Linked DNA regions of Homo sapiens: region 2 is linked to region 1. Evidence: chromatin contacts called from ENCODE Hi-C or POLR2A ChIA-PET data. All regions are on one chromosome and are shown on one strand. The core of a region is the stretch at or near the end of the contact, and the rest is flanking DNA. Distances in the headings are between cores, read along the strand shown. Region 1 has its middle 90 kb from the start of KAT6B. Region 2 overlaps KAT6B (lysine acetyltransferase 6B).

Region 1 (7,904 bases), core at 5,188-7,687:
CTAATCTTTCTGTCTTTACAGATTTGGTTCTTACCAATATTCTATAAAATGAAAGCATCCAATATTTAGTCTTCTGTAACTGGCTTCTTTCTCTTAGCATAATTTGTTCAAGGTTCATCTATGTTGTAGTGTGTATCAGTACTTCATTCCTTTCACTTGCCAAATAATATTCCTTTGTAAGGATATATCACATTTTGTTTATTCATTCATTGGTTGATAAATACTGGAGTTATTTCCACTTTGGTTCTATTACAATAATGCTGCTAGGGACATTTGTGTACAAGTTTTTGTGTGAGCATATGTTTTCATTTCTCTTGGGTTGATAAGTAGGAGTGGAATTGCTGGATTGTATGAAAATGATATGTTTAACTTTTTAAGAAACTGCAAAACTGTTTTTCAAAACAGCTACAAAAGGCTACATTCCCACCAGAAGTTCACTAAGGTTTCAATTTCTCCATATCCTTGCCAACACTCATTATTGCCTGTCTTTTTTTATTATAGCCATGCTAGTGAACATGAAATGGTATCTCATTATGCATTTGTCTGTTTGCTTATTGTGGTAAAATAAATGTAACATAAAATATGTCATTTTAACGCCCCCCCCCTTTTTTTTTTGAGACGGAGTCTCGCTCTGTTGTCCAGGCTGGAGTGCAGTGGAGCGATCTCGGCTTACTGCAAGCTCCGCCTCCCGGGTTCACGCCATTCTCCTGCCTCAGCTGCCCAGCTAAATTTTTGTATTTTTAGTAGAGACGGGGTTTCACCGTGTTAGTCAGGATGGTCTCGATCTCCTGACCTCGTGATTTGCCCGCCTTGGCCTCCCAAAGTGCTGGGATTACAGGCACGAGCCACCACGCCCGACCGTCATTTTAACCATTTTAAGAGCACAATTTAGTGGCACTAATTACATTCACAATGTTTTGCAATCATCCCCACTATTTCTATTTCCAAGACTTTTCCAGCACCCCAAACAGAAACTCTGCACCTGTTAACTACCCATCTCTCCTCACTCCCAACCCCTGGTAACCTATTATTTACTTTCTGTTGCTATAAATTTGCCTATTATAAATATTATAAGTGGAATAATACAATATTTGTCTAGCTTATTTCACTTAGTATAATGTTTTCAAGATTCACCCATGATGTAGCATGTATCAGAATGTCATTCCTTTTTTGTGGCTGAATACTATTCCACTGTATGTGTGCAGTACATTTTGTTTATCAGTTGATGGACACTGGGTTGTTTCCACTGTTTGGCTATTGTGAACAGTGCTACAATGACCATTAGCATACAAATATCTGCTTGAGTCTCTGTTTTCAATTCTTTTGATTATATGTCTAGGAGTAGAGTTGAAGAGTCGTCTTGTAATTTTATGTTTAACTTTTTGAGGAACCACCAAATGGTTTTCCACGGTGACTGCACCATTTTACATTCCCAGCAATGTACAAGGTTTCCAGTTTCTCCACATCCTCATTAACGAACACTTGTAATTTTCTGTGTTTTAAAAATTATTATAGCCATCATAGTGGATACGAAGTGGTAATTCATTGTGGTTATGATTTGCATTTCCCTAATGACTAATGGTGTTGAGCATCATTTCATGTGTTATTCACCATTTATATAACTTCTTCAGATGTACTTTCAAATCCTTTGCTCATTTTTAAATTGGGGTTTTTTTGTCTTTTAATTGTTGAATTGTATTTTTGTATGTTCTAGATGCAATTCCTTCATATGATCTGCAGATGTTTTCTCCAATTCTGTAAGTTGTCTTTTCAGTTTTTTGATGGTATCATCTGTAGCACAAAAGTTTCTAACTTAGCTATAGATTTTTTTTTCTTTTGTTATTTGTGCTTTTGTTATATCTAAGAAACCATTGCCTAGCCCAAAGTCACAAATATTCTGCATTTTCTTCTACGTGTTTTATAGTTTTAGCTCTTAAATTTAGATCTATAAGTAATTTTGAGTTAGTTTTTGTGTATGGTGTGAGTTAGAGGTCCACATTCCTTTCATATGTGAATATCCAATTTTTCATCATTATTTGTTGAAAAGGCTATTTCTTGGCACCCTGGTTGAAAAAAAACAATTGATCATAAATCTATGGGTTTCTGAAATTTTAATTATGTGGCAATTGATTGTTAAAAATCTAAAACTAAAAAACTACAGAAACAAAAACTGGAGAAAATTTTGGTCGTCCATTAGGCAAAAAAAAATTTAGATATGATACCAAAACACAATCCTAAAAAGGACAAATTGATATTTTGGACTTCATAAAAATTGAAAATCTCTGCTATTCAAAAGAAACTATTAAGAATATGAAAAGGTAAGCCACAGAATAGGAGAATATTTTTGCAAAGCTCATATTTGATAAAAGACTTCTATCAATAATGTATAACACCCAGCACTTTGGGAGGCCAAGGTGGGTAGGTCACTTGAGGTCAGGAGTTCAAGACCAGCCTGGCCAACATGGTGAGACCCTGTCTCTTCTAAAAATACAAAAAATTAGCCGGCATAGTGGCACGCCGGTAATCCCAGCTACTCAGGAGGCTTAGGCAGGAGAATTGCTTGAACCTGGGAGGTGGAGTTTGCAGTGAGCTGAGATCGCACCACTACACTACAGCCTGGGCAACAGAGAGAGACTCTGTCTCAAAAATATGTATATACATATATATACACATACATGTATATAGTTTTATATATAACATATATTTTGTTTTATATATAAGTATATTTTTATATATATAACATATATTTTGTTTTATATATAAGTATATTTTATATAGATAACATATGTATTGTTATATACATATTTTTAAAAAACTCTCAAAACCAAAGTTTAAAAAAATCCAATTTTATAAATAGGCAAAGATTTGAACACATATTTCACCAAATAAGTACATGAAAAGACACTTGACCTCATGAAGTGCAAATTAAACCCACAGAGAGGTACCTCTTCACACCTATTAGAATCAATAGAATTAAAAATACTGGGCTGGGTGCAGTGGCTCATGCTTGTAATCCCAGCACTTTGGGAGGCTGAGGTGGCAGATCACTTGAGGCCAGGAGTTCGAGAATAGCCTGGCCATCATGGTGAAACCCCGTTGCTACTAAAAATACAAAAATTAGTCGAGCATGGTGGCAGGCGCCTGTAATCCCAGCTACTTGGGAGGCTGAGGCAGGAGAATCTCTTGAACCCGGGAGGCAGAGGTTGCAGTGAGCCGAGATCATGCCATTGCAATCCAGCCTGGGCAACAAGAGCGAAGCTCCGTCTCAAAAAAAAAAAAAAAAAAAAAGAGACTGGCCGTACGAAGTATTGGTGAGGATGTGAAGGAATTAGAATTCCCATTCACTGCGGGTGAGGATATATAATGGCACAGCCATTTCAAAAGCAGTTTGGAAGTTTCTTAAATGCTTAATATTAATATAGCTATCACGTAACAGAAACATTCCACTCAGATATTTACCCAAGAAAAATGAAATATATGTCTGCAAAAGACTTGTGCATGAGCGTTCATAGCAGCTTCATTTGGAATAGCCCTAGATTGGAAACAACCCAAATGTCCACCAACAGGGGAATGAGTAAGCAAATTGTGGTATATACATTCAATGGAATATTACCCATCAATAAAAAGGAATGGATTATTGAGACAGTCAACATCTTAGGTGAATCTTAAAATAATTACACTCAGTGGAAAAAGCCAGACAAAGAGGAAACACACAGCTAGACCAAAAAAAATACTATAGGATTGCATTTATTTAAAACTTTAGAAAATGCATACTAAACCATAATGACAGAAAGAACAGTGATTACTTGGAAATAATGGAATGATGGAGTGGGGAGAGATGGTCCATTTGGAGACAATTTTTTGTATATGAGATAGACATGATACAGATTGTGAGACCTGAGTTTAAGTATTTGCTGTTGTTGTCATTTTGCATAGGACTATCCAAATGGTGCTGGTACAATTGTTTTCCTATGCAAAACAACAACAGTAACAACAAATACTCAAATTCAGGTCTCACAATTGTATCATGAGATATGGGAAGAATGAATTTCAGAGGGGTACAAGGAAAATTTTTGGAGTGATAGATGACTTTGAAGTGATTGTGGTGATGGTTTTATGAGTGTATTCATAAGCCAAAACTTACCAAATCATACACTTAATATATGTGCATTTTATTGTATGTCAATCACATGTTAATGAAGCCATTTTTAAAATTACGTATGTGTTGATCATGTAAAATGGTGCAGCCACTTTGGCAAACAGTTGAGCGGTTCCTCAGAAAGCTAAATGTGGAGTTGCCATCTAACCCAGAAATTCCACCTTTCCATATCGGCTCAGAAGAAATAAAAACATATGTGCATACTCAGAAATAAACTCGTGCATGAATCTCCATAATAGCCTTTTTTTTTTTTGAGACGGAGTCTCACTCTGTCACCCAGGCTAGAGTGAAATGGTGCAATCTCGGCTCACTGCAACCTCCGTCTCCTGGGTTCAAGCAATTCTCCTGCCTCAGTCTCCTGAGTAGCTGGGATTACAGGCATGTGCCACCACACCAGGCTACTTTTGCATTTTTAGTAGAGATGGGGTTTCTCCATGTTGGTCAGGCTGGTCTCGAACTTCTGACCTCAGATGATCCACCCGCTTCAGCCTCCCAAAGTGCTGGGATTACAGGCATGAGCCACCATGTCCGGCCTGAATATTTGCTCATTTTAAACATAGGACAAATGTGGTGGCCAGGCATGGTGGCTCACACCTGTAATCACAGCACTGTGGGAGGCCGAGACAGGTGAATTGCTTGAGCCCAGGAGTTCAAGACCAGCCCAGGCAACATGGTGAAACACTGTCTCTACAAAAAATACAAAAATTAGCCAGATGTGGTGGCATGCGCCTGTAGTCCCAGCTACTCAGGAGGCTGAAGTGGGAGGATCACCTGAGCCCAGGAGGTTGAGGCTGCAGTGAGCTGTGATTGCACCAGTACCCTCCAGACTGGGCAACAGATCAAGACTCTGTCTCAAAAAAAAAAAAAAAAAAATACACACACACACACACACACACACACACACACACACACACACACACAGTGATTTTTTTGATGCCATGCTTTTTTTTTTTTTTTTTTTTTTGAGACGGAGTTTCGCTCTTGTTGCCCAGGCTAGAGATCTCAGCTAACTGCAACCTCTGCCTTCCGGGTTCAAGCAATTGTCCTGCCTCAGCCTCCCTAGTAGCTGGGATTACACGCACCTGCCACCATGCCCAGCTAATTTTTTGTATGTTTAGTAGAGACGGGGTTCACCATGTTGGCCAAGCTGGTCTCGATCTCCTGACCTCGGGCAATCGATCCGCCTCAGCCTCCCAAAGTTCTGGGATTACAGGTGTGAGCCACCATGCCCAGCTGATGCCATGCTTTCTTAAAATATCATGTGTAAAAGCTTTTAAATAGTCTATTTACAGTTGCTAAGTAATATTTAAGTTCTCTAAAGTCAACTTGAATGTACAAATTACTTTCAAGTCTTGGACAGTTTTTGCCTGTGAGGACTTCCCCATAATCACTAAGAACCTCAGCCCTACTCTGCCCTTGACCTCAGAGTTTCCTTGCCCTCTTGTCGGATTGCTGCCTTGAGAAAGTTCAGACAGAAGCAAGCTTTCTAATCAAGTGCCACCTAATGGTGTGTCAAAATTTGGCTGCCTCAAGTCTTAAATGCACAAATGAATTTTACTGAGTTTGAGGCCAGAATCAAGGACTTATGGTTAGAGGCTGAATGCATGATGGCTGTGTGAATTTGGGGCCTGATGGTGTCTGGCAGTTCATTTTTTCCAAAAGGATGGAGCTGTCTTCTATTTCCTCTTAAATGGAAAAAATTGGCCAGGCAAGTTGGCTCATGCCAGTAATCCCAACACTTTGGCTGGAGGATTGCTTGAGCCCAGGAATTCAAGACTAGCCTGGGCAACATAGGGAGACCCCATCTCTACAAAAAATACAAAAATTAGCCAGGCGTGGTGGCATGTGCCTGTATTAGTCCTAGCTCCTTGGGAGGCTGAGGTGGGAGGGTCTCTTGAGCTTGGAAGGAAGAGGTTGCAGTGAGCCGTGATAAGGAAGAGGTTGCAGTGAGCCGTGATTGCACCACTGCACTCCAGATGGGTGACAGAGGGAAATCCTGTCTCAAAAATAAAATAAAAACATAAAGGGAAAAAAATTATCCTAAAATATTCTATATGGAAAACAAAGAGATAAAAGCTCTGACAGGCATAATGGTCCCACAAAGATCCATGTCCCAATCCCTGCAACCTGTAAGTACATTATGTAACATGCAAAAGGGCCATTGCAGATGTAATTAAGGTGACAGTTCTTAAAATACAGAGATTATTCTGGGTGATCCAGTGAGCCCAGTCTAATCATGTGAGCCTTTAAAAGCAGAGAACTTTCTCCTGCAGGAGGCAGGAGAGATAAGGCAGAAGTCAGAGAGATTCAACGCTTGAGAAGGAGTTAGTGAGCCTTTGCTGGCTTTGAAGGTGAAGGGGCAACGTGACCAGGCGCACAGGAAACCTCAAGAGGCTCAAGGCCAACAGAAAGGAAACGGGACCTCAGCCCTAGCACCACAAGGAGCTGAATTTGACCAACAGCCTGAATAAGCTTGTTAGCAGTTTCCTTCCCAGAGCCTCCAGGAAGTAACAAAGCCCTGCTGCCACCTTGATTTCAGCATTTAGAGACCCTAAGGACAGTACCTTGCCAAGCCCACCCACCAGACTTCTGACTACAGAACTGTGAGAGGCCAGGCGCGGTGGCTCACGTCTGTAACCCCCACATTTTGGGAGGACAAAGCGGGGGAGTAACTTGAGGTCAGGAGTTTGAAACCAGCCTGGGCAACCTGTCTCTATTTATAAAAATCGTTTGTGCGTGTAGAACTGTGAGATAATAAATGGGTGCTGTTTTAAGCTACTAAGTTTGTGGCAATCTGTTACACAGCAATAGAAAACTAATATATGAGCTGCTTGCAAGTAGAGACCCCATGTACTTAAAAGGTTCTCAGATAAGTAAGAGGAATGATTCTTAAATTTTAAAGTTGGGGCTGGGCACGGTGGCTCACATCTGTAATTCCAGCACTTTGGAAGGCTGAGGGAGACAGATCACTTGAGCCCAGAGGTTCAAGACCAGCCTGGCCAACATGGCTAAACCCCGTCTCTGCAAAAAATACAAAAATTAGCCAGGCGTGGTGGTGTACACCTGTAACCTCAGCTACTCTGGGGGCTGAGGCAGGAGGATTGGTTGAACCCCAGAGGCAGAGGTCGCAGTGAGCCAAGATTGCACCACTGCACTCCAGCCTGGGCGACAGAGTGAGAACTGGTCTTGAAAAAAAAAAAATTGGAAGACACATTTAGGGATATAAATAAAAACATGATGGGAGGTATTATATTAGATCACAGAATCAGGACTTTGGGGCTCACATGTTGGCCCTGATGTTGCACTCTGCCGTGGACATGGAACTGGCCTGACAGATTCAGCTATAGTTATAGAAATTCAGAAAGACACAAAGGCTGAAGACAAGTGGGAGATATGGAGCTCTTATTTGTGTCGGCTATCTGCAGGTTCTGTGAGACGGGAACAGTAATGGTGCTGTGTTTTGCCCTCAGCTTGCTGTCACTGGAGTTTTCTACCTACCTTGTACAAAGCCAATCCGTTATCCCCTGCCTCGCAGCATCAGTCCAGTCCTGCACTCGCCAGGAGTATCAAACAGCTGGAAGATGAGGGCACACTTTTCCTCCCTGGGAAAAAAGTCAGTCCTTTCAAGAAGTGAACATACAAGGCCGCTGGTCCCCTTTGAGGGGACAGGACCAAAACAAGAAAGTCATGTCTTGTCATCTGGTGTCTTGTTGTGTAAACCTCCATTCTATCCCATTTCCATAAA
Region 2 (7,694 bases), core at 1,576-4,075, 150 kb after region 1:
GGACTTTCCAAAGATTGGGAAGCTGGAGGCAGGGACACCTGGACACAGAGCCTTCTTCACCCCCACCTGCATCCCAGGTGAGGAGGAATTCTTGAAAATGCCGAGTTTGACTCACCAACCAGGAGTATCTAATGTATATAAATATTCCTTTAAACGTAAGTATAGTGATGAGTAGATAAGCCAGAGTATTTAAAAGCCACAGCAAAGATTCAGCTTCCTCTCCGCTCCCCCGTGCCCCACATCTGGGAGGACCCCACCTGAGCTTGGTGTTATAGTTGGCTGATGCTCTTAGGTGGAAACCCAGGGGCAAAGGACAAGCCACAGAAACATAGGCTGCATCTGCTCCTACTCTGTACTTCCACCTTACCTGCCCATTAAGTGCTATGTTCTTGACTAAATAATTCATGTATCGCAGAGAGGGAAGGTATGTGTTCCCACCAACCTCTGACCCATCCATAACCCAGTGTATTACACTGACCCAGGAACCAGAGCTCACTTCACCCTGCTTGGAGTCAGGGAACTCGGAACCTAACTGTCCTGGGCCCTCTTTCTGGTAGTTGGGTGAGTCCTGAGGGCCTGATACGTGAGGTTTGGACAGGCTGGGCAGTAGGTTATGGCATATCTTGTAAGGGAGACCATGTCAGCAGTGGGGAGCAGAATGCAGAGGAATCAAAGACCTGATCTCATAGTGCAGGTGTGAAGGGAGAAGAGCCAGCCTTTCTCCACCGTCTCTCTGGGGACAGGGGACTGTCTCGCAGGGACTACACCTTGGCATTTGGGCATGTCAGACCAGGATCTAGTCATCAGAGTTACCCAATGCCCTGGGGTTGGTTTCTACCAGGTCAGGGATGCAGTTCTGCAGGCAGTATGTTACATCTGAGACTACAGGAGAGAGGGGTGGGGTGACAGTCTTTCCATAGGGTGTCCAGACACTCCTGGCCCAGGGACTGAGCCATGGATAGTGGGATGCTTGCCTCTCTGTGTGGCAGGGCTTTCGTCTCTGTTTTTTGTTTTTGAGATGGAGTCTTGCTCTGTTGCTCAGGCTGGAGTGTAGTGGCGCAATCTTGGCTCACTGCAACCTCTGCCTCCTGGGTTCAAGCAATTCTGCCTCAGCCTCCTGAGTAGCTGAGATTACAGGCACATGCCACCATGCCCAGCTAATTTTTGTATTTTTAGTAGAGATGGGGTTTTACCATGTTGGCCAGGCTGGTCCTGAACTCCTGACCTCAGGTGATCCACCTGCCTCAGCCTCCCAAAGTGCTGAGATTACAAGTGTGAGCCACCATGCCCAGCCTGGTCTCTGGTTTTGAGCCATGATGTCAGGCTGACCAGGCTGGCACATTTAGCCTGGAATGGGTTAGGCTTCTGGCTTTGATGTTAAGAAAGGAAACTAGTGCCAAGTGCAGTGGCTCCTGCCCATAATCTCAAGACTTTGGGAGGCTAAGCCAGGAGGATTGCTTGAGCCTAGGAGTTTGAGACCAGCCTGGGCAACATAGCAAGACCCCACCTCAAAAAAAAAAAAGGTAGTTTGGTGTGGGGCATGCGCCTATAATTCCAGTGCTTTGGGCTGAGGCACTTTGGGGAGATTGAGACTGCAGTAAGCTATGATTGTGCCACTGCAGCCCAGCCTGGTTGACAGAGTGAGATCCTGTCTGGAAAAAAAAAGAGAACTGGCTGGTCCTTCCTGAAATAGTGCCCACAGGCTGGCAGAGCACTGACTGACACCTGCCTCTTTCAGAGGTGGGGTCAGGATAGCTGTATGGAAATTCTCCAATGTGTGGGTTGTAGGAGTGTATCTCATATCCCTTCAAGCACTGCCAGGCCAGAACCCAGTGGAGTTTGCAAAGAATGGGTTTCTTGTTAGAAGAAAGTATTACGTACATGTAAGTAATCTTGGGTATAGCTGGGAAGTGATGAATAAATTTGACCATTAAAAGATTGTAATGTCTGTATCACCAAAGACAAAATCACAAATATAATTAAAAAACAAATAACAGACTAGGAGAAAATAGACCATGTGCAATACACAAAGGATAAATACAGAGTATATAAAGAAGCTTCTGCATATTAATAAGAAAACACTAGAATAAATGGGCAAAAGATATAAAAAGGCATTGACAGAAAGGGAACAAATGGCCAATAAATACAAAGAGATGCTTAACTTCATTAATAATTAGTGAATTACACATTAAAGCAACTAGATATGATTTTATCCCATCAGATTGGCAGAAATTAAAGAGAATAATATTCTTTGGCGGCAATGAGAAAAAATGGGTGTACTTTCATATTCTGAGCATATAAATTGTTCAGACCTTTTTGGAGAAGGTAGTTTGGCTGTATCTTTGAAAATAAAATCACATACTTTTAATTTGGTAATTTTGTGTCTAGTGAAATACACCTGAACACATGCTCATTCCAGCACTGGAATGGTGAAATATTGGAATGATTAAATGTACAGTGGTACAGCCAGCATATAGAATGCGATACCTAAAAAGTGTGTAAGAGTGTGGTATAGATCTTTATGCAGCTGATGTGGGAGGCTCTCTCAGATACGTTTTTAGTGAGAAAAAATATAAAATTATTACATTTATATTTGTAAACCTCAAAATTTATATGTATTTGTAAATTCTAAAACATGCTTTTCAGATTTTTTAACATTTCTGAAATCAGCGTATCTAACAATTGGTGACATAGTTTACTAATTTAAACTCTTGGTGAAGCATAGTGCACATTACAAGTGATAAGATCTTAGATTTGATGAAGGATGATATGTAAATACGTGGATAAAGGACTCTAAGACAGACATGGGACGAGATTGAGGAAGTGTCAGTGGAGACTTTGTCTGTGTCATCTATGTTGTCAAATTTTTTTTACAGTGAAATTATATTCCATTATTGTGTAACGAAAAATTTTAAAAATACATATTTATATTTTTTAGACAAGATATAATTTTAGACAAGATAAGGTTGCCTGGATGTCTCTGATGTCTGATCCATTTCTCTACTTGGGTGATTATGCTTGATATTCAGCTTTGAGAACTTTAAGGCCTGGATGGTTGATAGAGCGTTCAGCTTCATTAAGAAGTTAAGTAGCTGTGAAGATTCAGTGGGAGAGAATTGAGAACTGAGGTCCAAGAGAAGGGAGGAGCCGAACTCCAGAATTCAGGGCCAGTTGCCTCATGGGGACCTTTGCATCTGTGTAAAGAGGTTGAAATTCTCTCCCCACAAGGTGGTGCCAGGCTTTTTATACTGGACTGGGCATACCCTGGAGCAAGGCTCAGTGGATGGGAGGCAGAAAATAGATCAAATCAAGGAGCCTTATCCAATGTCATTGAAAGGAAAATTCATTGTTTTGGGAGAGAGCTAAGCCCTAGTGGGAAAGAGCCAAAGGAATAAATGGGCTTTTAAATCTGAGGAATTTACACAAGGCAGGCAGGAGATGACCTGCCATAGGTTGGAGGCAGGCTCTGCTTGGATCCTGTGTAAACAGGGCATAGTGTGAGTGTCTCCCCATAAGTAAAAGCTGTGTTGTGAAGATGAACTCACAGTTTAGTAGTGACTTTTTGACCAAAGATGACTCTTCAAGAAGGGATAAGGTGTATGGAGTATAGCTCATTGCCAGGACTGTGGGAGGCAGAGGAAGGAGAGGACACTTGGCCAAGATGCCATTTGAGCTGGTCACTGTAGGAAAGGGAGAATTTGGACATGTAATTTTTTTTTTTTTTTTAAGACAGAGTCTCACTCTGTCACCCAGGCTGGAGTGCAGTGGTGTAGTCTTGGCTCACCACAACCTCTGCCTCCTGAGTTCAAGTGATTCTCCTGCCTCAGCCTCCCCAGTAGCTGGGACTACAGGCACATGCCAGCTGCCTGGCTCATTTTGTATTTTTAGTAGAGATGGGGTTTCGCCATGTTGCCCAGGCTAGTCTTGAACTCCTGACCTCAAGTGATCTGGCCTGGACATGTAATTTTTAAGGAGATATTCAGAAGAAAAGGGAGGTGAGCCCACCATTTACAAATGCACACAGGAGGCCGGGTGTGGTGGCTCACACTTGTAATCCCATTACTTTGGGAGGCTGAGGCAGGCAGATTGCTTGAGGCTAGGAGTTTGAGACCAGCCTGGCCAACAATGCAAAATCCCGTCCGTACTAATAATATAAAAAATTAGCCGGGCCACTGCACTCCAGCCTGAGTGACAGAGCAAGACTCCGTCTCAAAACAAACAAACAAACAAACAAAAATACACACAGGAGAATGTGAGGAGCTGAGTAGTACAGTTTTCTCGGAGTACACGTCTATTAAAGGGAAGCAGTAGGAAGTAAAATAGAAAAAGGTAGGCTAGGGCCGGACCATGAAGAGCTGAGAATGCCAAGTTTAGAAATTTGACCTTGAGTCAGTGAACTCATGTTTTACATTTAATCTTTTGGTTACCAATTTTTTTTTGTACCATCATTGGTTTGATTTTTAAAATACAGTCACTTTGTTTTCTAAGGATTTTATGATATATGTTCAAATCTTGAGTTAAAGGTAAATAGAACACAGTTTGGGTTTTTTTTTGGCATATAAATGGTTGAATTTCAAAATTATATTTGTGTTACAAACTTTGTTTTTACTCTCTGCCTTCCAGCATTTGCAAATAACCATTTCTCTTTCAAAGGAAATTCTAGTATGTATTCCCATTCAATAAAAGCAAAGAGCTGAGCTCTATATGAATAAGAGGTAAAATTGAACATGAAAATTACTGAGCAAGATTAGTGGGGGATGAAATGGATGAACATTGGGGAAAGCTGTGATCCTTGTTACCTTTGCTATAGTGCAATTTGGAATGGCTTCTTTATTCCTGGCAATTCCTGACAGCATTTCTTTTAAACCTGGCCACCTTTCCATTGCCAGCTCGACCTTGATGTTAGCTGGTGCTGCTACTGCAAGGGCTGCCTTTGGCAGGAAGCCTTCAGTCAACTTTCTGGGCTCTGGTTTTGGCTCTGCACATGCCTTGCTGAGAAGACCTTAAGAATCTGAAATGTGGAGGGTCATTTTGGGGTAGGGAAATGTGGTGGCAACTCTTGAGTTTTCTGCCACGATGTAACTTAACAGATCCTCTTGTTTTTCCTTAAATGGTACAAGGGTTTGCACCGAAATGGTAATTCATCTGTGTCTGTGATGCTTTAAAAAATAACAGTTTCACTAATGTGTCACAACATGTATTATTTATCATTTTAGTAAATGGATATTTTAACAAGCAACAATTTGCAAATTTAAGCATGGCAGTTAACATGATCTGACATTAAAAAATTAAATAATCTCCTGCCATCTTTGTTATCAGCCTTGCATTAAGGATTTTAGCCCTTCTGGGAGCTTTTATTTTTTTGTTGACTCTGACTGATGATGGCAGATTGTGGTAGTGATCAGAGCTATGCTTTTATAAATTATTTTTTAGTTGGAACAATATTGGCATGTAACGTGGACTGGCAGAATTAACATTGTTTATCATTACCAGTGTTGTTTTGACAGATATTCTCAGTTCTTTAAGGAAGCAGATAGGGAATGTCTGTAATGGACATCTGCTGTCCACTATAGGTTGCCCAATAATGAGTCCTGGTAGGTTCTACCTTCTGCTGTGGAAGCCAGCAGAGTTCAAATGGGCATTTTCTGTTCTTGCCTCCTAGGAACTGCAGGGGTGGACATGCTTCTTAGGCTTAGCCTGTTGACTGCTTCCACCTGGAGTTTGAATCTGAACAGTGTTAGAAAATGCAGGGACAGGCTGAGTGTGGTGGCTCACGCCTGTAATCCCAGCACTTTGGGAGGACAAGGAAGGAGGATCACTTGAGCCCAGGAGTTCGAGACCAGCCTGGGCAAAAAAGCAAGACCCAGTCTCTACACAAAGTAAACAAATTAGCCAGGCATGGTGGTGTGCACCTGTAGTCCCAGCTACTTGGGAGGCTGTGGTGGGAAGATCCTTTGAGCCTAGAAGTTTGGGGTTGCAATGAGCTATATTTGCCCCACTGCACTGCAGCCTGGGGGACAAAGAGAGACCCTGTCTCCTATAAAGGCAGCGACAGTTAGTAGTGGCACTAGAGTTACTAAAATTATCAAGATTTTCTTCCTGGATAGTCCTGGTTGCACACATCAGTGTTACTATAGGTGGACTTAGCCTTTACTTTTGTACATTTCGCACTGATACCTCTAACCACCTTTTGTGCACATAGCAGCTATTATACCCCCCATAGCATAACCAACCTGTGTAAGAGAAGAGTATAAGTCAGTTGCTTGCAAGGAACTCTTAGGGGTAGGGAGCTCTTGCCTGGGGGAGGTGGGGGTTTCTCCTCTTTCTGTCCTCCCCTAGTCATTAGAGAAAGGCCTCAAGAGAATAACTCAGAGATTACGGTTGAATTCAAGAGGGTAGATTGACATCTCATTGAGCTGCACAGAGGTACCAGCCAGGTGCTGCTGTGGGATTAGAATGGACTCCTGAGAAAGCGTTCTTGAGTGAGTGTGGTGTGGCTTTCCTGGAGTTTGGGGATGTCTGTGAATACAGAGGCAAGTATCTTCCTCTCATCTGAAAGCCCCCCATGTGGCTGGAGCTGCCCCTGGGGACAGTGTATGGAGAGAGGACAGCAAAAACGCTTGACATTTCCTGTGGGCCTGGTGGTCTACATGGAGGACAGCTGGCCTGAGTCTTTTTGAAAGACTTGTCCTGCCTGCGAAGGCTGCCTGCCAGGGCTAGGCCCGCAGCAGAAAGAGGTTGTGGGTGAACCACAGAGGCAGGAGCTGAGAGGAGACTGAGAGCTGAGTCAAAGGGCACCCGTTGCCTGCATCAGGCAGCATGGAGGTCCCAGCAAAGGGGTCTCACTAGAGAGAGCTGGCATGTGGACTCCTGCAAATGGTGGAAGATATTTTACAGGCTGCAGGACTGGACCACAGAAAAGTGGGCAGACCTTTCCCTTTCCTCACACTTGCCGCCTTTCATTCCTTGGACCCCTCTCTTTTTCCTCACTGCTGTTCTTAGGGGAAAAGCTTGACATTGGATAAAATGAATTTGGATTTAGACTAAATAGACTTTTTAATAACTGAAAGTTTGGCTTTATTTAAGATAATATTTTCTTTTTAAAACACTGTCTAGAAATCAGTGGGTTTTTTTTTTTGTTTTTTGTTTTTTTTTAAAGACAGAGTTTCGTTCTTGTTGCCTAGGCTGGAGTGTGATGACGCAATCTCAGCTCACTGCAACCTCCATCTCTGGGGTTCAAGCGATTCTCCTGGCTCAGCCTCCCGAGTAGCTGGGATTACAGGCATGCACCACCACGCCCAGCTAATTTTTGTATTTTTAATAGAGATGGGGTTTCACCATATTGGCCAGGCTAGTCTTGAACTCCCGATCTCAGGTGATCTGCCCACCTCAGCCTCCCAAAGTGCTGGGATTATAGGCATGAGCCACCACGCCCAGCCAAAATTAGTGGTTTTAATGTTACTAAATCCTGAAATAGCTTTCCATGATGACAAAATCAATCAACAATCTCAACCCCAGTAGACTGGAGTGGATTTTAGAATTTAGCACACTTTCCCTTATTTATACTCTGCAGGTTTCAAGCATACAACTTGCCAGCAATTACTGTGTTGGCTGAGAAATTTGAAATTTTACTAGCTTGAACACTAAATTTGTTGATGTAACATACAGCTAATAATAAAGGTCACGTCCCCATA

Evidence for each region. Hi-C counts contacts between places; a loop is a spot of excess contacts on that map. ChIA-PET counts read pairs that join two places held with the same protein, here RNA polymerase II (POLR2A). Pooled maps may share reads with other maps.
Region 2: a loop to region 1 is called in a pooled map, with 4 times the contacts of the local background. The contact joins two enhancer-like sites. A Hi-C loop is called at or near these places in 2 of 37 single-sample maps with no recorded cell type and 6 of 50 pooled maps. POLR2A ChIA-PET finds 5 or more read pairs at or near these places in 5 of 52 experiments (GM12878, HepG2, OCI-LY7 and 2 more).

What each region holds. Positions count from the first base shown.
Region 1 is chr10:74,732,639-74,740,542 of GRCh38, forward strand. No RefSeq gene overlaps it. Among named protein-coding and RNA genes, the nearest start is that of KAT6B, 90 kb to the right of the region's middle. RefSeq lists an enhancer at 6,683-6,772. Within about 2 kb of position 6,438, at least 6 of the 41 ENCODE cell types and tissues checked have a DNase peak (open chromatin) inside an H3K27ac peak, as active enhancers do.
Region 2 is chr10:74,886,331-74,894,024 of GRCh38, forward strand. All of the region lies in intron 3 of KAT6B (lysine acetyltransferase 6B), which reads left to right. Among named protein-coding and RNA genes, the nearest start is that of KAT6B, 64 kb to the left of the region's middle. Within about 2 kb of position 2,826, at least 2 of the 41 ENCODE cell types and tissues checked have a DNase peak (open chromatin) inside an H3K27ac peak, as active enhancers do.